3 separate regions of the Mus musculus genome follow, and regions 2 and 3 are each linked to region 1. The links are chromatin loops, found by intact Hi-C in ENCODE. Cell type or tissue: left cerebral cortex. All regions are shown on one strand.

The links. Hi-C counts contacts between places; a loop is a spot of excess contacts. Peaks named below come from ENCODE experiments on the same cell type or tissue, not always from the same donor. Only the 100,000 strongest peaks of a DNase experiment are listed, where the experiment ranks them.
Region 2: it touches region 1 in a loop (4-fold over the local background); 4 of 42 quality-filtered maps call a loop at or near these places.
Region 3: it touches region 1 in a loop (2.6-fold over the local background); 2 of 42 quality-filtered maps call a loop at or near these places.

The regions. Positions count from the first base shown.
Region 1 is chr9:61,826,016-61,834,015 of GRCm38, forward strand. It overlaps a transcript of Gm34828 not described here. Among named protein-coding and RNA genes, the nearest start is that of Gm34828, 7.6 kb to the left of the region's middle. In left cerebral cortex, a CTCF peak has its summit at 4,467 (motif pointing left); DNase peaks (open chromatin) are centred at 1,480, 3,910 and 4,418.
Region 2 is chr9:61,749,501-61,757,500 of GRCm38, forward strand. Gm34828 (a long non-coding RNA gene) reads right to left here. Exons shown (of 7, transcript XR_001779197.1): 7 at 887-1,646. Among named protein-coding and RNA genes, the nearest start is that of Gm34828, 69 kb to the right of the region's middle. In left cerebral cortex, a CTCF peak has its summit at 4,369; DNase peaks (open chromatin) are centred at 4,531, 6,031, 6,969, 7,549 and 1 more place; H3K27ac peaks cover 820 bases.
Region 3 is chr9:61,573,999-61,581,998 of GRCm38, forward strand. No RefSeq gene overlaps it. Among named protein-coding and RNA genes, the nearest start is that of Gm39350, 17 kb to the right of the region's middle. In left cerebral cortex, no CTCF peak of the experiment used is centred here; DNase peaks (open chromatin) are centred at 4,465, 5,173 and 7,174; H3K27ac peaks cover 328 bases.

The sequences.
Region 1 (8,000 bases):
GCCCAGGGTAAGGCAGAGGCTTTTCAGCTCATTGTCATAGCTTTAATGTGAAATGTCCCCTACAGTTGCATATATCTAAATAGTTGGTCCCCATTGGTGGCACTGAGTGGAGGAGGTGTGGAAGCTTTCGTGGTAAGGACTAGATGTCTGGAGAGCTGCCTTGAAGGTGATGTCCACTCTGGTTCTGGCCTGACCACTCTGCTTTCTGTCCCACTGAGCTATGTGGCACCGCTAGGACTTGCTTCTAGAAACTGGAGCCAAAATAAACTCTTCCCTGGGGTTATTTCTGTCAGCCTCATGTTTCAGGAAAGTAGCTAACCTTCCCAGAATTCCCCTGAAAACTACAGAGGCCAAGGCAGAGCAGATGAAAAAAAAAAAAAAAAAACAGCTGAAGCAGCGTGCAGGAGAATGTCCAAGGGTCAGAGCCCAGAAGTTTCTGGAACTTACCTCTTCCCTTTGCTTGCTTAGTTTGTCACTGCCTGATGTGTTCATGTTCCTTGGTTGATGATGAAACCCCCAGAGAGAAGGGCAGGAGAGTTAGTCTTCCTGTGGTATCTAGAGCAACGCTAGTTTCCTCTCCCCAGACCGGCTCAGAGCCACAGGAGCCCACCACAGCCACCATGATGGGCTGGGGATTGGCAGTTAGTGAGGAAACTAGCCAAATCCCTAAAAGGAATAAAAACACCAGCTGGCTCCTAGGCTCCACCCTTTTCCCACTGGTGCTGCCCTACAGCTAAGCCTAGAACAAGACACCCTTCCTGGTTCCAGCTCGTGGCACTGTTTGGAAACACTGGAAGCCTTAGGGTCTAGCCTAGAAGCCAGTCACAGAGGGAGGTGGAGGGCTAAGGCAGCTAGCTCACCTACTGGACCTCACCAGCTCAGTCAGACCCAGCCTGAAGCTGTAGGGACAACGGGAAGAAATGCCCACACATCATACCCACTTTGTCTTCTCTGGGCACACTGGCAAGCAGTGAGTCTTATGTCACAGATGAGGAGAGCTGGATCTCATCAAAAGTTAGTTCATCCACTGTGATTAACCCAGGTCCTTCATATCCATAAACAGGGTCTGTTCTGTTGACAGTCTGCCACAGTTGCTCTATGCCCCTAACTGCACTTCTTAGGACCGAGAGTGACATTAGCTTGTGCATCATTACTGCCAGATAACAGGGGAGGCTGCCTCTGCACCCCTCCCCCCAAAAAACAGAAGGGGAAATCCCAAGCATCCCAGAGGCTAACCTCAGTTCAGGTGGCATCCTCCCAAGAGGGTGCTGATACCTGCTGACCCTGCCGAAAGTGAGGTAGGGATAAGACAGTCAAAGATAAGCTCTTATTATAAAGCCTGTCTACTGCTCTACTCTGAACACTTAGCACAGTATGGCCACAGCCCCTGGGGGATGCTTTGTCACTCTCTGTCAAGGGAATGTGGGAGTGAATGAACAGACAAGGAGAATTTCCTCCACATCCCACTTTCTGCTTGCTTGTCTTCACACTGCCTTTGAATCCATCATCCCATATGATGCGTGGGATACCTCTGTGATTATAATATTGGAAGCCCTGCTCTGTAGGTAGGGAAACTGAGGCCCAGAGAGACAGTTGCAATAATCTGTCCATTCTCCTGCCTGGTCGATACTGCCTTCAGCTAGAGTTCCTATCTGCCCAGTCCTGAAAGAGAGGTGTTTGCTGCCATAGCATAGCAACACAGAGCCCTTTGGTTCCTACTCTCTGCAGGAAAGCCTCCAGGGAAAACAGAATCCCCACCAGCCAGAGAGAATCCATGCCACTCCAAATGGGTCTCACATCTTTCCCAGATAGGGTCATAATTTCCAGATTCACAAGAACTGGAAACTCCCATCCATTGCTTCTCTCATTCTGACTCACTCTGCGGGTAGAGAGAGAGATGGAAGAGATGAGACACCGATCACCCTTAAAAACAAAAGTTTCGGGTCAGGGAAATGGCTCAGTGAGCAAAGGGGCCTGACACCAAGCCTGACAACCTGAGACCAATCCCCAGAACTCTCACAATGGAAGCTAAACTGACTCTCACACATTGCCCTCTGTGTGTGCACATGTGCATGCATACGCACAATAAATAAATGTTATTTCTTTAAAAATTGACTTCGTCAGTCCCGTTTGAACTAGCATAATCTTTCGGTCAACCATCTGCCAACTATAGGAGTTGAGCTGAGTCTACTTGCAGAAGATCATCATGGCTAGGCTTGTTCCCTGTTGACAGTCCTTTGAAGGGATGAGTAGAGAGGATCATGGGACCCTCACCTGTGTATGCCCCCACTTTTCCCACCCTCCTCCCTTTCACCCTCCCAGGATATCTCAGTGTCTTCCCATCTTCCTGACCACCTCCTCTTTCCCTAAAACAAGGTGACAGCTCCTGTCTGTCCCCATGCCTCCTCCAGGCTTGCTTTAGCCTGGACAACAAAGTGCTCTATGGCCAAAGCCCACCTAGCCTTCTGCTTCATCTCTACCCTGGTGCCTTCACTCTAGAAACCCCAAACATATCCAGCCGCAGACAGGCCACTCTCCCCATACCTGCCCAGTTATATGCTCTCTCACAACCTGACCCTTCTCGGACAGGCCTCTCACCTGGGGGGTCTCAGCCCTAACTCAAAGAGGCCAGGTTTCAACCTCTGGCCTCCAACTCCTGCCCCACTCCTAGGCAGGGCCAGGCCCTTTCCACTGGCTCCATTAGAGCCAGTTCAGGCCACTTACTCACAAGTTTTATGCCCACTAATTCCCAGCCCCACGGGGACCATTTTCAGTTCATCTCCATATGTCTCATCCCCGGTGGCTTTGCATCCTGCTGGGCCTATGTAAATAACCAGATGCAGGGTGGGCCTAGTGGTATAACAAGACACTCCACAAGGACTGAAGATGCCTCCAGTGATGAAGAGGAGGAAAACACTAGCACCCTACCTCAGGAGCTCTAAGGAGGTAACAGGCATCTGAGAGCCATCCAGGGTGCTCACGAAGCCCAGTGGTGAGGGATTAGCTCTGTGGACACTGCTGAACTCTAAGACTCTAGGATGGAATCCTGGGAGTGCTGGAGACATCCAAAAAGTGGTCTCTCTCCCTACTACATCCCCAAGCATCCAGAGCTTGAGCCAAGGTAAATAGACTGAAGGACTGAGGAAGACTTGCATCTCTAGCCAGTCCCACCCAGGAGTAGCCTTATGAAGAGGTTGGAGCCTCAGGAGTTGGCCATCCTAGAGGAGGGACAACAAAGTCATTCCAAAAAGAAGTACCCCACAGCTGAGTGCCAAGGAACAGTTCCATGTCCCGCCCCAATCCATCCCTAGGTGACTGCCCACAGATCATGCCTGACATTCTGGAGGACAGATCATCTGCCCATGTGGGAGGGGTCACAGCCGGGAAGTAAAGGACAGTGACCTACAGAAGACAGATAGGGAGTGTGGGAAATTTGGTGTCACTAACAACCTCTCTTCCTAGAGAGCCAAGCAGGGCTAGAGGTGACAGATTTCACCTGACCTTGGTCTTGTGTGATCTGGAGATGTGTCAATCATGACCACGTGCCAACACCAAAGGAGATCAAACAGGAGCAGAGGCTGGAACAACTCCTGGCAGAACAGCACAGCCAGCTAACAACTCTCAGAGTCTGTTTCCTTCCCATCCCTTCCCCAAGACCAAAGTGCCTCCCTGAGCCTGATCCTCAACACATGGACCTCAAGGTACAAGGACCAGATGAGAACCCCAGATCACCTGAGCCCCTTTTTACAGAGACGGAAACCGAAGCTCTGGAAAGGAAAGGCTCAGCAGAGCATACATGCAGCTGCTGGAACGGAACACCAGTTCAAAGCAGAGCAAGGATGAAGCTCTCCATCCCACATGGCACCACCCCTGCATCACCCCACCCCCAGGCGCATCTGTCCGTGAAAACTGTTACTGTCAGTCGCCGCCCTCCCCAACCTCCATCCTTCCCTTCTTCCTGAAACCAGAACATTGTGCAGAGTAGAGAGGTGGGAGTAGGGCAGCCAGTGGGCAGAAGTGTGATGGTGAAACTCAAGGTACTGGAGAGAAGAAGTCTGGGGACAGCCTCATCACTTTGGGCCATGCAGCCTGGCTGTTGGTACACTGCGCCCCACTGTGCTTTGTCCTGGCTCCTAGCTTGCCCTCCCAGGTTTGACGCACAGCAGTGAAATGCAGAGCTGACCGAGAGAAAAAGCACCTAATCATGTAAGACCCACTCCTGAGAAGCCAAGGCGCGTCACACCCCCAGGTCCTGGTCCCAGGTGCTCTCTGTAGCCCACTGGATGTAGTTGGCCTCATACAGCCATATGAAACTACAGTTAAAAAGGCACAGCAGCAATCCGGAGCTCTCCCTGTTTACGACAGAGTACCACCTCCTACAGCAGCCGCACCACCTTCGCCCACACATGCCTGATGCCACCAAAACAGGCTGTCACAGCAGAGACAGGCCTCTGGTGCCCTCTACTGTTTGACACTCCTGCACCATAGCTGGAGGATGGCACCAAGGCTGGCAGGGGAGACTGGGGAATGGCACCTGCCCCCATTGGGTTGTCCCAGTTTATAACAGCCCCTCCATCCATTTTCCAAGGGGATCCAAAAAAGCATGATACCGCTGCCAGGGGTAGATCAGCAGGGTGTGTCTTGTTGACAGACCACCTAGAGGAATGGCTTGCTAGTGAGCCAGCATGGTAGTGCACATCTGTAATCCCACACCCAGAGAGGCTGAGGCAGGAGGATCCCAAGTTCCAGCCAATCTGGGATGCCTAGGGAGACCCTGATCAGAAAAGAGCTGCTAGTAAGACAGGCTCCTCTCCATCATGGACTGTCTCTCTGCAGAGGCTGCTTCCAGTGTCCCCAACTTGTAGTTCAAGGTCATCACTACTCACAAGGACAATAGCCTCCCTAATTCTGCCCTACTTAGGATCCCCAAGAGTCAAAGAACACAGAAGTAAAATAGCTAGAGATGTATGGCTAGGTATGGAGAGCCACATACAAAGACACATGCCTCTCTCTCCTCTCTCTCTCTCTCTCTCTCTCTCTCTCTCTCTCTCTCTGTCTGTGTGTGTGTGTGTGTGTGTGTGTGTGCGTGCGCGCGCGCTCATGAATATACATATAAAGAGAAAGAAGGAGGTCGAAAGGGAGAAGGGGAAACTGTTGTGAACTGTCCCCTGTCCACTGTCTGCAGAGCTGACCAGTGCCTAAAGCTTTTGGGACGAGATGACATAGCCGGGAGTGTCTAACCCACCTGACAGCAAGTACAGGCCAGAATATATGGGAATTTGGCCCAAGACAAAACTTTAAACTTACTTAAAATACTATGAAGTGGTTTCTGTTGCAATTTTTGTAACTTGAGTGCATGATTCTCAATCACGAACTCTGTAGATGATGTCATTCTGCCTGCTGCCACTCAAAATAACCATAGGCCTGGTCTAGCAATGCCTGGGCCATGGGTAGGATGTCCCTGGAATAAAGTGCAGCTCAAGACAACTCTTCATCAACCAATATGCCCCCAGAGAAGCCAAAGAGAGGGGCTCCTCGGCTCTAGATCACAGTCTCTAGTTCAACTTCACAACATCGGCCTGGAATCCACTGGATTTCTAATCACCTAGACAGAAACAGGCAGTGGGCTTGATTGATTTAAATGTTAGTCTCGGACATAAAATATTTTGTGATACCTTGGCTGGTGTCTGACTAAACCACCAGTCACCGTAGCATATGCAAATCAACACATGCCATCAGCCATCGCACTCCTCGTGGGCTTTGTGTGTCCACCAAGCATGTGCCAAAGTATCAACTCTGCGCCAGATCATGGGAAACCTTGTGTGTACAAGGCACGTCTCTATTCTTTCACAGTCTTTGTTAACCTGGGGCTTCCTGGTCCAAAGGGCCAGCCTTAACAGATGAATTGATTGATGACTTATCTTGCTTCTGTGTCACGATGCTTGGCAAAAGCAACTTAAGGGGAAAGGGTTTGTTCCGGCTCACAGTTTCAGTGTGCAGCCCGTTGCAGCAGAGAAGGCATGGGAGTGGGAGCTTGAGGCAGCTGGCCACGTTGCACCCAGGGTAGTCAGGAAGGAGATGTGATGTGCTGCTGTTGTTTATCTCACTTCCTCCTTCTCTTCAGCCTAGGCCTCCAGTCCCTAAAATGTGCACCCAAGTTAGGGAGATTCTTTTCATCTCAGAGAATCTAGTCTGGATCCTCTCAGGTATGCCTAGAAGCTTGTCCCCTAGGCGACTGTAGATTCTGCAAGGTGACAATCAATATAAGCCATCAGGACTGGAGAGATGGCTCAGTGCATGAATCATTCAGATGCCCATGTAAAAGCCAGGAAGGTATGGCAGCTCCACCCTGTAACTCCAGAATTTGTATGGCAGGGCAATCTCAGAGCAAGTCGGGTAGCTCGACAAACCCAATCAAAGAGCTCTGGGTTCGATTGGCAGGCCTTGCCTCAATGAATAAAGTAGAAAACAATCAAGGAAGACACTTCAATCTCCAGCAGCCACACATATGTGCTTGTACATGTACACGTATACACACGTGCCTACACACATGGGAAACCCATATATACAAGTCTGGCGTACATATTACACACACTTATCCATGAAAGAAAAAAAATCACACTCATCACCACATTATGTTCATGTCTGGCTAGGTCCAGTGGGTATCACAGACTGTGATCTTGAATGGAGATGCTAAGCCTAACCTTTAACCTCCCCCACAACGCTCACAAGCAAGGGCCCTGGATGAGGACCGCCCAGCTGAGCCCACTGGCCCTGTGGCAAGGGTGTGCAGTGCCCACAGTGTGGGCTCAGCAAAGCAGAGCAGAACAAGCTGCATGGTGCCTGCCGTGAGTGAGACACCCCATCATTTTTATAATGATGATTTTATTGCTTTTTTACACACAATTAAAACTCACTAATTCAGACCTATCAGAGAGGGCAGTCAGTGGCTGCAAAGTCCACATTAAGAAATAATTTAAAAATAATGTCATTTTATTACTTTAAAATATATTACTTCATCCAGGCTAATAAAGTGTTGCCTAGTGAGCCCTCGGGGGACTTACGTTAACGAACAAATAAGAGCAATTTGAGGGCAGTCTATCAATTATTAGTGTGGAAAAGGGTGTCTCCACTTGAAAATGCATTCAAACTGTGTTTCCCTCTGTGGGTTAAGGGCTTCTCCTATAAATAGTATAAATGTGATTCTTTAAAGGTTTATTTATGTTCTGTGTGTGTGCAGGTGCCTAATGTGGCCAGAAGAGGACATCAGGGGAACCGAACTCACTCTTCTGCAAACCAACCACGCGTTCTTAACTGCTGAGCCATCTCTCCAGCTCCCCTCTGCAATGCATCTTATTCAGTCAAATACTCCCACTCAGATGGAGAACACTCAAGGCCTCTTCAGGGCAGGCCGGATCAGACTCTTGAAATCAGCAGAGTGCCGCTAAGATGCCTTGCTGAGTTAGATCCCCACTTCACGGTCGTTCTTGCTCTTAGAAGCCTGTTGCAATGTGATCACCTTGACCTGCAGCTCCCAGAGCACGGCCTGTTTCCCTCAGAGGATAAAGAAACGACAGCTAGGTCCTGAGGCTCTAGATGCAGCCAGTGTGGGCAAGCCCCTTACCTTCTCTGAGGTACAGTAAAGTGGAAATCTTACTGTAACCTCCCTCACGGGTAGCTGTGGATTATAACAGCTGATGTGTCTAAAGTGCCTGAAATCCCTGGCACAGCCAGCAAACAGCCCTTGCAGAGGGGAGCAAGGCCTGGTCGTAATCTCCTAATCGCAGTGATGAGGTTAGGAATGGTGAAGTTATTATTCTGGGTGCTGGGCCAGACCTTGGGTGAACAATGGAAAGAAAGTTGTCCACTGATAGACTGTGATTTCAAGACACAGTCTAAAATTACTTCCAGGTCATTAACAATGAAAACAGTTTGCTTTTCTCAAGAACAGTCAGACTCCTTCACACCCTCTCCTCTGAGGTTTTGTATATGAGGAAATT
Region 2 (8,000 bases), 77 kb before region 1:
CTTCAGATCTATACAGGTAGTGAAGGGCTCTAGCCAGCCTGAGTATGGCAAACATGGCTCTGGAAGGCCGTGCCCTTCCCTGATTCCCTCTACCTTGCTAAACTGTTATGTGACATTCCTAAAGCTAGCCACCAAGGTCTATTCCCTTGTTTGGCCACTTCCTTCCTCTTAGACTGACTACCAATGTCCAACTATCAAAGTTTTGAAGTGCAGTACTCAAAAGTCTCCTTTTGGCTACCCTAATTAACATGCCCAATGAATGTTAAACAGTTCATCATAACACATGGTTTCCCCCTTTCTCTTTATAAATTTCCATTTGCCTACAGACCACATTTGTCTTCTCTCTACCCAGTGGCAGTCTTTTGTACCCCCCAGGCAAACGTCCCTTCCCTATCCTTTGTTCCCTTCCCTTTTCCCTAGTCCTCTCTCCCCTGTCTTTGACTCTTACTCCCTGTCCTTTGTCCCTCTGGGGCAAATAAATCTCCTTTGTGCTGAGATCTTGGTCTTTGGTGTGTCCTGTGCCAACTCTGGTCCTTTCAGGTAGCCTCCGCTCAGGTCCCTCACTCGGTGGCTCTTAGGTCTGTTGCATTTGCACACCACTTAGGGCTGTAGAGCTCACCAATGTCTCCGTGTCTCCTTCTACCTTTCCTCTTCCTTAAAACAAGTGCACCATGGCTTGCCTCAAACTAAAAGGGTTCTGCACAGCAAAGGAAAAGCAACAGAGTGAACAGCCAGTCTGGGATCAGAGGAAAATCATTGCCAGCTATTAAACCAATGAGAGATTAGTATACAGAATGTATAAAGAACTCAGAAATTGAACCCAGCAATTAAAAGGACAAATGAGTTGAATAGTCCCCAAAAGAGCAAGTAACCAACAGAGACATGAAAAGCTGTTTAATGTCTATAGCCATAAAGGAAAGACAAATCAAAGATGTGATGAGATTCCATGTCACTGCAGTCAGAATGGCTGTCATAGAAACAAACAAACAAAACCAAAAATCAACAAATGCTGGTGTCTGTAGGGGGTTAGATGAATGTTTATGTGTTGCTGGTGTGTTTTGTGTAGCAGTTTCCTCTGAGAGTGAAACTCCATCCTTCAGGGAAGCTCCTTAAAACAGGAAATAAACAACTCAAGATAACTTCAGGAAGTCCCTGAAACTGATTAGATTCACTAGGCCACTCTGCCTCCCATAGACTAAATACTAAAGACAGCTAATAGTCATTTTCAGAGGACCCATACTGTAAAGGAGACTCAGGAAGCTGAGACCAAAATGCCTAGAACTTAGCTGCCTGGAAGAGGCTAAGACTTGAGGCACCTGAAAGGGAGTCTTCAGCCTGTTGAGTTGCCTTCAAGTTGTGCAGTGGGCTCTGGGTTTCTAGCTTTTATACCGATGCTGGGTGGCTTTGGTGATGTATCTGTTTCTGGGTCATTTCTGCTCATGTAAGTAACCCCTCACCCATATTCCTACAAGTAAAATTTTTTAGTTCACTAAGATGGACTTTGGTGGAATCTGGTCTGTTGTGGACTCTCTTTCTGGGTGTGTAAGCCCCTTGAGACCTGAGTAGCCAGGCCTCATTGCCAGAGTACTCCAACAGCCATCAGGACGTGTTCCAGACCCTCAAGATGCAGGCAGCTAAGCTCCAGCCTACAGAGGAAAAAAAAAAGCCCAAGATTAGGCCACAAATTCCCACCAATCCCTGAGTTTGCCCCAAGAACAGACCACTCTGGGAAACTCCGTGCTTCAAGCAATCCTGTATAGCCTGCCTCCTGCTCAGCTCTTTGCTGCTTCTCTCTTGAACAGAGGCACCCTGTTGTCCTTTTCCCAGTAAATCTCTGGTGTGAGTTTTGTTTTGTGGTGTGACTTTTGGGTATTCCTTGGCTCCCAGCTGCCAGGATTCCTTTCCTCTCAGAGCTGTAACACTTACAGGGTGATAGACATGTGTATCGCATCTCTCCTGGAAAAGTCTTGCTTGGGCAGTGGGATTATAAAGTAGTGTAGCCACTGTGGATATTAGCATGGAGGTTCCTTAAAGGACAGCAAGACCCAGTTGTTCCTTTCCTGGGTATGCATCTGTACTGGCTAGTTTTGTGTCAACTTGACGCAAGCTGGAGTTATCACAGAGAAAGGAGCTTCAGTTGGGGAAATGCTTCCACAAAGATCCAGCTGTAAGGCATTTTCTCAATGAGTGATCAAGGGGGAAAAGGCCCCTTGTGGGTGGGACCATCTCTGGGCTGGTAGTCTTGGGTTCTATAAGAGAGCAGGCTGAGCAAGCCAGGGGAAGCAAGCCAGTAAAGAACATCCCTCCATGGCCTCTGCATCGGCTCCTGCTTTCTGACCTGCTTGAGTTCCAGTCCTGACTTCCTTTGGTGATGAACAGCAGTATGGAAGTGTAAACTGAATAAACCCTTTCCTCCCCAACTTGCTTCTTGGTCATGATGTTTGTGCAGGAATAGAGACCCTGACTAAGACAGCATATGAAGGAATAAACATCAACTTAACAGAGATATCTGCACTTCCATATTTATTGCCTAAAGGTCACAGTATCCAAGGTATGGAACTAGCCTAGATGCCCGTAAACAGATGGATATGTAAGGAAATTGTATATACTAAATTGATGAGTATTTTCTATTTAGTAAAGTATTGTTTGGCTATAAAGGAGAATGGAATTATGTCATTTGTAAAAAAGTGAATGAAACTGAAGACTATTATATTAAGTGAAGCAAATCAGGTCCAGAAAGACCAACATCATACATTTTCTTTCATATGTGAAAACCAGAAAAAATATATATATTCATATATGTATATACATATATTATACACACATACATACATACATACATACATACATACATACATACATACATACATAAATACATACATAGCTGGCAAGGTGTGCCAAGCCTGGCAACCAGAGTTGACCCCTGAAACTGATGTAAATATGAAAGGAGAGAATGGGCTTCACAAAGCTGTCCTCTGACAGCTTTGCATAATCAGGCATATGCACAACTGATAATATTAGTGCAATAACAAAGTATATGAAAGTAGACAGAGGTCTGTGTGAAATTGGGGATCAGCCAGATTGGGGTGGAAGTCAAGAGTGAGTGAAGTCAGAATAATATGACCAAAATATCCTGTGTGCACTTCTGAAAATACCATGATAAAACCAAAGGCTAAGAGGAGGCGGAGGAGGAGAAGAGGGAGAAGAGGAAGAGGGAGGAGGGGAGAGAGCGGAAGAAGAGGAGGGGAAACTTTTGGAGCACTAAGGGTTCCTGTGGTCCAGCAAGTTGTTTACCCATTATGTGGACTATACACAGACAGGCAGGCACCAACGGGGAGACCAGGCAGGTTGTACCTTGGGAAGGTTACATTGTCCCTAAAACTTTGTATCCTCATCTATAAAATGGCTCTCTATACATGCCCACCTTGCCCCAACAACTATTTTTCTTTCTCATTCACTTCTCTCCACCACCTAGATGAACTGCACACCTACTGTGTGCCACCCACATCTAAGCCCCAATGAATACAATGTTAAGAGTCACATATAATGCAGGTGTCTGGGGGTGTTTGTTTGTTTGATTTTGTTTTTGTTTTTTGGGGGGATCACTCTGCAGTAAGACCCCAGAGGGCACACATAGACAGGGCTCCTTAGCCTATCCCTTGCCCTGGCTCACAGAGGATCCTTGCCCAAAGGTACCACTTTGGGAATTTAGCCTTCTGCTTACTGAGAAGACCCAAGGGGGTCACAGGCTCCATTCAGCATCTGTCCCAGGCACCTGCTGTGTGCCCAAGACTGTTTGTTGAACTGCAGGGACCTGAGATCCAGTAGGCTTGCCTGATCTGGCTGGGTCTGTATACACACACACACACACACACACACACATCTCTTCCATTATCAATGTAGGAACTTCAAGGTAGTACAGGTGGAAGACCCAGGCACCTATGTCCAGCACACCCTAAAGAAGATCCAGTCACCTTTTCCAGTGAAGACAAAGGGCACAAGCTGAGGAGGCCCAAGGGACCACTGGCTGTCCTTGTCCCACATCCCCCCGTTAGTCATGCAGCAGGCTGACTGATCCTGAGCTGAGACTGGCAACAAGGAGTCTGAAGCATTTCATACTACCTGCCCAGCCCCTAACCCAACCAGGTCCTCCCTTCTCCGGCCATCACAGGCACCAGAGAGACTCCTTGACTACGCCAGAGCAGTAGAGCTCTAGAACAGCAGGAAAGAGAGAGCTTGTCAAGAACCAGCGGAAGATGGTGGCACCAGGAAACAGAAAAGCCTGATGCCGAAGGTCCTGGGCTGAGCTCAGAGAAGTACAATGTATCAGACAGTTACAAAGCAAGGAGGCGGAGCGCCAGGCTCAGAGCCATCTCCTCTCTTTCCTGCAGGCGCCCTGAGGCAGGTTCCCCAAAGCCCTGTCCAGACTCGGTGTTCCTACAGCTCAGAGCGCCTGGGGGTGTGTGGTGCAGAGGGGGAAGCAGGAGAAAACAGCAAGTGCCAGTGTGACTCATGCTTCTAAATGTCGTGTTATTCCAGGCGTGTTCTCACTTTGCCTCCACCTTCATCCACCCCCCCACTTGCCATCTTGAGAACCGGCTGCAGGGTGGGGGAGGAGGCTGAGCCCGGGTCTCTAGGGAAGCTTCGTTTTTACTCTGTCCTCTGGAAAGCTGGGGGTGGGGGTGTGAGTAGGTAGTTGTCCCTAGTGAGCACTGTACTGGGAGCAGAGAAACAGAGTTCTCTCCTGGCTTTAGAACTATTGCTGTGAGACACTGAGCAAGTCCCTCGGCCTCTGTTATTTCATTTCTGTCCTTCCCAGTGTGCAGTGGGGCTTAGGGGAGGGGTCTAGATGCCCTTGGAAGAAAAACAACATGGTTCTCAGGGCTGCGACCCCCAATTCGGGCCTGATTCGGGAAGATTGTGAGAAGGCTTTGATCTGTAGTGTGTGTGTGTGTGTGTGTGTGTGTGTGTGTGTGTGTGTGTGTGTGTGTGTGTGATGTGTGTGATGTGTATAGACAGGTGTGTGAGCTTGCTTTTGTAGACATGTGTCTACACATAGACAAGCATTTGGGCCCATCAGGTGTCTTCCTCACCCACTGTCTACTTTGTTTTATTCAGACAGGGTCTCTCACTGAACCTGGAGATCGTCCGGTCGACTGGGTGTGACAGGTGACCAGCAAGCTCCAGGACCTACCTATGTCCCCACTTGCCCCAGCTCTGGGGTTTTGGACATGTGTCACCATGCCTAGCTTTTATATGGGTGCTGGAGATCAGAACTCAAGTCCTGATGCTGGCATAGCTAACACCTTACTGACTGAGACACCTCTCCAGGCCCTGGTGTTTGTACGTTTAATGCACTTCCCTACCGCCATGCAACCTGGTGGTCCCATGTAGTCTGTTCTAATGGCAGTCTAATCATCTCAGGACCAGTTTGCCTCTTCCAGAAAAAAAAAATCCTTCTTGATTTCCCTGGCCCAATCAGCCATCTTTAGCCCTTGCCACTTCTGGACCTTCCTCCCTGATCATCCTCAACTTCTGTCCCCAAGATATACAAGTCATGTGTGCACATGGTGTGTAAAATAGGTGAGTATGCATATGTGTATGCAGTTGTGTTTGTGTATATATATATGTGTGTGTGTATATATGCGTGCCTGTGTGTTTAGATATGTATTTGTGTATGCATATATGTATGTGTGGTGTGTGTATCTATGTGTGTGTGTGTGTGTGTGTGTGTGTGTGTGTGTGTGTGTGTGTGTGTATATGCATGCCTTGTGTTTAGGTATATATGTGTATGCACACATGAGAACCAGGAATGATAAAACCACACACAATGAAGGGGACATTGTGCCTATAGCCAGGCTAAAGTTCAGACCTGGGTTCCGCATCTCCAGGCCTTACACTTTTGCTACTTACTGGGCCTAGCCAGGTAGTGTCACGTGGGCCCACAATGGGGTTTCCATGTATAAAGTCCTTTGCGGTATGTCTTAGAATGGCCTAACAGACAGCATGTTGCCATGGAGATCTGAATGCCTCCTGCTTGCTGCATACCTTCAGGCAGAGGACTGGGGCATTAGAGTCTTTGAGGGTAGGGAAAGAATAGGTACCCCAGGTACCAGTCAGGTCCCCATGGGAGGGAGAATTCCCCTAGATGGTGTAGCTGCAGAGGTAGGAGTAGAGAGGCTGTGACAGAGGCCAACAGGGTTAAAGGAACCATAAGGGATCATGAGGTAGCTAAAGGGAAAGAGCAGCTGCCAGCTGTTGTCCTAGGGGGTACAGGAGCTGGTTCTGGGACTGTCCCCTCCCACGTCTGAGGAGCAGTTCTTCCTAGGGTGGGGTATCACTCAGGAGAAGCAGAAAAGATCTGAGAGAGCTCTGTCCTCCCATCTCCTGCTGGTACCCACACTAGCCAAGCCTGGGGACCAATGAAGGCATCAGTGACCTCTAAGCATGACCCAGATGGGGTGGAGGAGACAGTTTTACATGGCAACTTGGGGGCATTCAGGGCATTGTCTAGCCCCTCTGCCTTCTTCCCCCTTAGCATGACCCCATCCACATCTAGGGTCCAGAGCTGTCAATCAGAAGCCCCAGCTGAGCACCCCCACCCAGCCACCCAAACACAGGAGATGACACTAGGAAGTCACTTCTTCCCTTCAGCTATCCTGTCTGAAAGCCTCTAGGGTCACGCTACCTGTCCAGAGCTAAGTGTCCCTATCCATTTGTATCCCCTGCCATTGCAGGAGGGGAGCCGGCCCTGCTCACCAGGAAATGGGCCTGCAGAACAGGGAAGCTCAGCAAATGGGAAATTAATTCTGGGCGGTGAAGGGCAGAGGCTGTTGTTTGTGATCTATAACTTACTCTTTGTGTCAAACTGTGTACTGTGTATATCAGTGGGATGGCAAGAAACCCGAGATCTATTACTTAGAGTTTAATCTGTTCTCCGTGTCGGAGAAGGGAGAGGGAGGCGAAGAAAGCCACAACTTTAATCACAGGCCCAACTCTGAGATGTCAAGTCGCTCTGGGGTGTGTTAGTCAAATGATGTCGTATTACAGGCCTCCCAGACAGCTCCCCATACTGAGGCTTTATCTGCCAAGCCGTAAATTAGCACACCTACTTTACGCTCTTCAGGTAAAACCAGTAATTTAGCTGCAAAATACACACACATGCACACGGTGCGGAGGTGGGGGGGGGGACTTCGAGGAGGGGGCAGCCCCACCTTTGAGCGATGAATAGGGAAAATGAGCAAAGCCAGGGATGGAAATGACACCTCCGCTGCACCTCCTGTCATTAGTGTGTGAGAGCCCCTGTGCCAGCCCCACCGCAGCCCACCTTCCTTCCTACCCACCTTGGCGCCTCCCCCACCCCCACCAGCCCTTCTCCTCCTCCATGAACCGTAAATTACATGCTGACACCTTTAATTTGTGCAAAGTATGCCTGGCTGCGCCTGGCACCAGCAGCCGGCTGCTATAATAAGGTCAATCTATATTCATTGAAGCGGCACTTCATGTGCCTGATAACACAGGGCGGCATCGGGCGCCGCGGTGGCTTCTCCAGGCTGGGGGGCGGGAAGGGGGACAGGATGGCGGCGACGCGGGGGTGCCCGCTGCCGCTCATCGAGGCCTGGCACCGGTTGTCTCATCGCTTATGCGTGGCATGAGCGATGTTATGATTTAGCTAATCACCATCAGTTATTCATCCTATTGCTGCCTGGAGACCGTTGCTGTGCATGCAGGCCTGCCCCAGCCAGAGAAGCTAAAGAGGGGGGGAGCAACCCACCCAGCCACCTCTGCCAGTGAGACCACCCAAGGAGTCTATTTGTCCTGGTCTGCAATCTGGTACCCAGTCAGGGATGGACTTCTCAGAGATAAGACTCCTGGCAAGAGGTAGACTTTGAAGTCAAAGCCTTCTGGGTTCTAATCCTAGCTTCGCCGCTCCCAAGCTGTGAGAATTTTGTTGAGTCACTTAACATCTCTGAGTTTCAGTTTTTAATCTCTAAAATTAA
Region 3 (8,000 bases), 250 kb before region 1:
GGGAAAAATGTATGAATAACAATTTTCCTGTAATAACCTTCAACTAACCTTTCAACCAGACTGAGTCATTCCCGTCCTATTTTCGCATCAAGAGGAGTCAAAGGCAGGCAATTACCTCTTATCTGTTTCCAAGGCTGCCCCCGCCCCTGCTGCACCCTTAATTTTTAAAGGGGTGTTGAAGAATGTGGTAGGAGCCAGGAAATGAAGGAGGCGGGAGGGAGGGCTGCGAAGGATTGCACGGTAAGAGGCAGGCGTGGAGATGCCAAGGCCAAGTCTGAAGGAGGAGTCTTGAATCTCAGCCTTCCATTAAGGACTTGGGATGTGACCTACCCGTGTCCCATAACACTATCAGAGTTTCCTCTCACAGGCTAGGAAGGCTGGTTTTCATTTCTTACTAAGACGGGTGTCTCCCGGGCCCAGAGACTTCCACAGATCTCTTCCAGGTATGGCAAGGTATGGCAGATTCAGAATTCTGACTCCTAGCAAGAGATTTTGGTCATCATGCTGCTGACATGGGAGAGTGGGGGGGGGGGGGGGAGGCAGGTCTTCGTTCATCCACCAGAGATGCCTCATTTACCTTAAGCTCTCTGCAAGGCAAACACATGGAAGAACCTTTGGTAAGTCTCTATTCTGAGCCTGGGAAGAGCAGGTTGTCAGTAGAACAGGATAGGAAAAGAGTCGGTTCCAGTCAGTACCGCCTGGGTCAGACATCTTCGTGAAGCTTCCCCTAACCATTTCTCCTGCTGTAGTTCCCTTTTTGTTACTATGACTTGGATCAAAAGAAACTCAGAGGAGGGGAAGGTTTCTTTCAGCTTACAGGTTGCATTCCATCATGGAGGAAACTCAAGGTAGGAACCTGAGGGCAGGACTTGAGAACTTAGAGCTGAAGGAGTATAGCAGAAACCATGGAGAAGTGTTGCCTTCTCATTCATAGCTAGCCTTCTTAGACAGCCCAGGACCACCTGCCTAGGGAATGGCACCGCCCACAGTGTTGAAATACACACACACACACACACACACACACACACACACACACACACACACACCACACCACACCACACCCATGCATATAAATACCTAACAGCCAAGACAATGCATACACACAGGCCACTTTGATGAGGCTACCTCTAACCTGTTACTCCATTCTCAGGTTATTCTCAGCTAAATTGAATGAACAGTTAACGCTAGCTAGGACACGCCCCTAAGTTGAGTTCGACCTGGTTCTGAGTTCACCTGTCTGTTCCTCAGGTCCTCAGTACCCAGGGAGAATCTAATTCAAATCTTAAACAGAAGCTTCTGGTTGTTGAGACAATCAGATAAGAGTGCGAGACGTGGGTGGAGGTGAGTGTGTCAGGGATATTGTTGATGCTTATTTTGAAGGGCCTTGCAGGCGATGCGCCCAACCTTTTATTCCTGGACTGAAACTTTCAATCTGCCTTTTCTGGTTTGCCTTGCATCAATTTTTTTCTTTTAATTATCAAATAAAGAGAAACACAAGGCCAGAATGTGAAACAACTTCACCAATTTACAATCACTAGGGGACAGATTTTGGCATAGACATTTGTGTCCTGGCTCCTCCCTGATGCTCTCTAGCCATCCTATAGCTCTGGTGGCCTGATGGTATCAGGTTGGAGGGGGGTGTCCATGTCCGTCCTTAGCTTAAGCCGTGTTTGCTCAGCTGTGGTGAGTCTCTTCTGTCTGTTGACAGAAGGAGGGATGCTCAGGGTAAGAAGGACCCCAAGGTTGGTCTCTAGGCAGTGGCTGTCACTGGCTATTGTTTTTCAGACGCCAGGCAGCTGGAGCCCATGTTCCTAGCACACCTAGAGCAAACTATGGAGTTTTGAGAACTAGGGAGTCTTTCTTAGCTATTAGTGACTATAACTGGGGGCAGCTACATGGTCAGGAGCACCCTACCTACCCTAATTCAATGGCTTCTTGTTTCACTGTCTCACACCCATGGAGCATAAGGAAGGACTCATGGGCAGAGAGTAAGCAAAGTGGCCATGATTTATTAAGGAAAACTGAGATACTCCTGAGTGAGGCCGGAGAGGCTCCAAGGAAGGACTACCACCACGTGGCCCTGCCTGGTGGCCTTTCAGTGGCTCTGAGGGCAGAATCTGGATACTAGTGGAAGTTGCCTTTTCTAAAATGATCATTTTTGAGCCAGTTAGGAGTCTACATGCCAACAGTCAGAGAATCACTCCTCATTCAGAGGAGAGGCCAAATTTGCTACATTAGCAGCTCTTGACAAACCATAAGCCCCACCCTTGTTTCCTAAGAGCATCTAGATCCTGTCTCAGTAAGAACATGGCCTCCTAATGTGCCTATCTCCAATCTGTCCCCCATCCCAGCTCCACCCAGCGCCCTACAGGCTCCTGCTGTTTCCAGTCTGGAAACCCAACTCCTTCTTTGATGCTCTGAGAAGCAGCTTCCCGTGATCAACCCCCGACCTCGTTTTCAACTGCTGTGCCCCTGTCACATACTCAAACATTTAATGACAGGAGGAGGATAGCACTCTGATGCTAAGCCTCTGCCACGCAGGCAATCACTCATTGCCTGGCACAACATGGGCTCTGTGTTGCCTGATCTTGCAGGCCTTCCCTCGCTCCCCACCCCCACCCCACCAGGAAGCAAAGAAATTGTTTCTTGTGATTTAAAAAAAAATGAGTTTAGTTTTTTAATGTTGTTAGCTAATATGGAGGAAGTGTCTAAATGCTCTGAGAGAATTAAGTCAAGAATGTTAAAACTTTCCTGAGAGATGCCCAGAAGACAATACCCAGAAGTATACCATGTTCTTGGATGGGGAGGTGTGTACATCATCTGTCAGTCACTTAATTCATTGTCATGATAAGTGTCTCTGACAACAGTGACTTAAGTGTCCGGGACTTATTTTTGACTCACAGTTTTAGAGTCCAGCCCATTGCTGTGGGAGAATCATGGTAGCAGGTGTGTGAGCCAGCTGGTTAGGAAGCAGAGATAGATAAATTTTTGTAGCTTCTCTTTTTTCTTCTCAGACTAGGACCCCAGTCCGTTGACTACTCATGTAACCCAATCTAGAAACTTCCTGACAGACATTCTCAGAAACTCTAAGCACATCTAAGCCTATGAACTGACAGTGATTATATGGATGGGATTTTTTTTCATATATTATTTTGTCACAAGAGGGCTTGGATGCCACAGCAACACGTGGAAGTCAGAGAACAATTTGTAGGAGTCAATTCTACCATGTGGATTCAAGAGAGACGACTCGGGTCAACAGGTTTGGTAGGCAGCACCTTTAGCTGCTGAGTTATCTCACTGGATCCATGATGACAATTTTAAGGGCAGTCCCCATTCTATCTTTTCTCTCACTTGGGATCTGACAGTGACACACATGTGTGCGAGAGAAAAGGGAGAGAATTCAAGATGGTGGCAGAGGACAACAAGGACAAACCCAGGAGGCTGTTGTTGGGACTCAAGGTTTAAGACTTGTGACTGATCGGCTGATGTGAAGTCTGCTTGGATACCTGGATAGAAGTCGCTTACAGGCTCTGTGTGTAGGAAGTAGATCCCTAGGGCCGACCTTTCCTGGTCATGTTCAAGGAGGTTCTGGGTCCCAGTGGATTTCCCCCTAGCTGTCATTACAACTTGTACTGGCTGAGTTTGTGTGTCAATTTGATGCCAGCCAGAGCCATCAGAGAGGAAGGAGCCTCATTTGAGGAAATGCCTCCATAAGACCCCGCACTAAGACATTTTTTTTCAATTAGTGATTAACCACTTAGCTCGTTGTGGGTGGTACCATCCCTGGCCTGGTGGTTCTAGCTTCTATAAGAAAGCAGACTGAGCAAGGCATAGGGAGCAAGCTAGTAACCAGCATCCCTCCATGGTCTCTGTATTAGCTTTTGCCTCTTGGATCCTGCCGTTTGACTTCCTTGGATAATGAATAGCAGTATAGGAGTGTTAGCCAAATAAACCCTTCCCTCCCAACTCGCTTTTTAGACATGGTATTTCATCGCAGCAATAAAAAACCTAGCTGAGACATAGCTAGAGTGGTCTCAGCCTTAACCCTGCTGTCTCCAGTGGATAAGCCTCAGGGCATCATCAGCCTTACAAGTCTGGAGAATTCGCCCTGAAGTCTGGCACAGATTCTTAGGGAGGGACACCCAGCAAGGTGAGGAGGAAGCGCTCTCAGCTGCTGTGTGTGTTCACTCAGATGGTCTGTGTTTGAGTGCACAGAAAATAACAAAATGTACTGAAGAGCCAACACACGAACTAGGAAGCCACACCACACAACAGCTCTTACCTTTCCCCAGAGAAATCAGGTTGTAAATATGTAGCTGTGTTCTTCCTCCCACCCTGTGGGTGTGGAAGTGTTACATTTTAATGCCTCAATCTGGGCATTTTGGTTTAGAAAAAGAACTGTAACGCTGATGGCCAAATCTCCCTCCACACAGTCTCAGAGAACTTAAGTTCATGTTTAAATTTTCTGCACTGCAGTTAAATACACGGTGCCCAGGAGCAGATGTTCCAGGCAGACACATCCCTAGCTCCACTCTGAAAGAAAACAGAGACACAAACACCACCCCCGTTTCATTGCATCCAATGTATGTATAGCTACAGCACAGACGATCTCCCCTGCTCTTTCCACAGCCAGGATGTCATGAGCACGTGGACCACGCCACAGTGCAGATGGCTAACAGGTGAGGCTAGGGAAATGAGCAAGCAGAGGACAATAATGAAGAGGTGGCAGAGAAGGGCCCGCCATTCCTATAACCTTGCCCACACCCTCCTTTCCTGAGTTCCAGCAAGAGCAAGGACATCAATCACTGTAACAATATTCAATTCCTAGTATTTTACATTTCCAAGGCTCGGCTCTGGTGGGACAGATGAGGGGACCTAGCTGTCCTCTTGAGCTCCTGAGGTAGTCATTCTTGAGAAAGGCCAAATATACTCTCTATTGCCCAGTGGTTATGAAACCTACTAGTCCTGCATCCCTGCAAGATTCCCAGGTTCTCTGGAAACATTCAATTCTGTACATCTGCCCCACCCCTTTTTCTGATCTGAAAGATTCAACAGGGATTGCCTCCCAGATCAAGGTCACACACGATTCACTGAGGATGACCTTGCAGTCACACAACGAGACAGAGGCAGAAAATCAAGTAACCTTCTACTGCTCCTACTGTGGAGAGGCCCAGGATCACTCAGGGGACAGGATGGCTGGCCCCGGGGGACAGGCAGGTCTACCTCACTCACAGTAGACCCGAAACCCTTGAAGTGGGGAGGAAAGGTTGCTGTGAGACACTGACATCTCCCAAAGATACCTTAGGCAGAGCCTGTGTCCCTGGGACCAATAAAAATTCCAATGGGCTCTGTGCTTTGGCCCCAAGCCTGCCTAGCCTTCTAGCCCTGCACAAACGTGTGTTGTGAAATTCCGGATTAGTGCAGCAATGGGTTTAGAGGCCCTATCTTTCTTGGGGAGGAGTAAAATAGTATTCTAATATTGGTTAAATCCTTCTAAATGCAAAGTGGTTTAACAGATTAGCTTAAAATCATCGGGAAGGCTGTGCGGAAGTAGGCCACGGGAAAGGTAAGTTTGGCTTCAAAGCAGAGCCGAGAGAAGTGAAACCACCTGAAATCCAATTTGAGAAAATCTTATTTAAATGTGTTTCTGGGGGAAGAAACGTTCTGCGTATTGTGAGAGTTTGTGCACCAGGAACTCGAAGGCCAATCAAGCCATAAGAGGCTCTTTGTTCAAGGACTCATGTTTGACTCAGCATGGCGCAGCCAGATGTGTGTTGGGAAACCTGTTAGCAGAGTTGCTTTGTTAAGGGGCTTAGTATATAGCCCAAGCTGGCCTTGAACTCATAATCTTCAAGCTGCCTTAGCTTCTTGAGTTCTGGGATTATAGGCACACACCATCACGCCAGGAAATTCTTGCTTTCTTTAAGGAAACATCATTCATATGTCCTCTAGGGAGAGTCTAATGTAAGAAGACGCCCCTGCTCCATCAAAGGCTGTGGGAAGTGAAGACCCAGCATGCAAGATTTGAGGGCTGGATCTCATTCGTTTCTGTCACAATGCCTAGCTCAGGGCTGTCACCTGAAGTAAGTATCCACTGAATAAAAGTGGACATCTCTGGGCTGGAGGGACAGAGCAGTCAGAAGCGTTTATCTCACAACCACGAGGACAAGAGATTGAGCCCCAGACACCATATAAAAAACTGGGCATGGTGGTGTGTGACCCCAGTGCTTGGGGAGGCAGAACCAGGCAGACCCTTGGGCTCTCTGACCAAGCAATCTAACCTCATCCGCAGGTTCCACAGACATAGAGTTTGTGAGGAATGACATTTGAGGCTGACCTCCAACCTTCACCCAGCCACCCACACATACACATACACACACATGCACACAGACACACATAGAGACACATACATGCACACACATGCACACAGACACACATAGAGACACATACATGCACACACATGCACACAGACACACACAGACACACACACACACACACACACAGACACACACACACACACTGGACATCTCATTCTTGTGCCTTTAAGATGGGGTTTCATTAAAGCAAAGCCAGACCATAATGCATAAAACTCTCTGGAAGGATTGTTATATACATTGTGTCTCTGTCCAGGAGGACCGTGAAATGAGGCACCATACAAGCCCCAGTTCTCATAAGCCAGTGGGATCTGAGAGATGACAATCAGGGTTGATATAGCTGCCCTGTGTAGAAGTGTATGCCAAGGCCTACCACGAGGCCAGCCTAAGAAGTTTACCTGCCAGGGGGAGCTGAAGGTTGTTAGAATTTGGAGATGTTTCTTACTGAAGATTCCAGAGTTTGTCCGTTCTCCCTGGACCCTGGAAGTCTGGTGGAAAGGTTCGGCTTCTCCAGCAGGAGAATCAGCTGGGGCCAAGGAGAGGCAGCAGTGTTAAAAGGCAAGTACACATCTGGGGGTGCTCTCCAGTTACCCAATAGTCCCAGTTTCTCACCATTAACTGGGTCCACCCAGGACCCAGTGAGGGGACTAAAATTTAGATTCTGGCTCATGTGTGATGGGGCCTGGGTGGCAAATGAGAGCATTTCCCATGATTTTCTCACAGGACACTGACGATGCTAACATGGAGACATACTTGCAAGGGAGAAGTGGTAAAGTACCAGTGAGCTGGGTCTTCAGTGGAAACCTGACCTCGGTCAAAGGCCTCCTAAAGCTTGCAGCAGGAGACAATGTGGGAGGAATCCTGGCAAAAGCAGCCCTCCCTGGGGAGCATAGAATGACTAACACAGAGAGATGCTGTTTGCAGATTTGGGTTACGGAGTTTGTATGATCATGGTAAGTTAACTATGCTCTCGACAATGCTAAGAAGTATTTGCAAAATGGGAGTCTTGAGACCTTACGGCTTCCGCCACAGAATCCAGGGCCTAATTTCACACTCCCCATTTTGCCTCCTTCTGCCTTACATTTGCCTGAGACCAGGACTGTTGTGTCTGGGTGGTATCTGGGCCATTGGTTCTCTGGGTACACATGCATCCACCCCTGCATCTTCGTCTCTATTTCTTCTCTCTTCTTTCTCCCTCTTTCTTCTGCCTCTTCCCCTGCTACCCAGGTGTTTAAACCTCAGGATCCTCAGGTGACTTGTCCTCTCACCAAGTGGTCCTAAAGTCCCCTCTGGAAACTCAGCCAGCCTGTGACATAGGTGCTCTTCCATGGCCTAACACAGAGCTTGCTGCAAAGTGTGGATAAGGGTGCTTTCTTGTTTCCCCTCTGTTGGCAACAACTGCATCCAGAGGTGGGTTTCCAAGTCTCACAGCAGAGAGGCTTTCAGCTCAAGTTCAAACGCACTGTGCTTCCTAAATGCTGGCTTTTCCAAGCCTTGGAAGCTGCTGTATGAAGAAACTTGAAAGTTAACAGAAAACAAATGACCCCAGGCGTCTGCCCCAGCAGGTGATGAGTGGACCTGAGAGGAATGAGAAACTCGGTACCTCTCTAGAGGGAGGCCAGATGA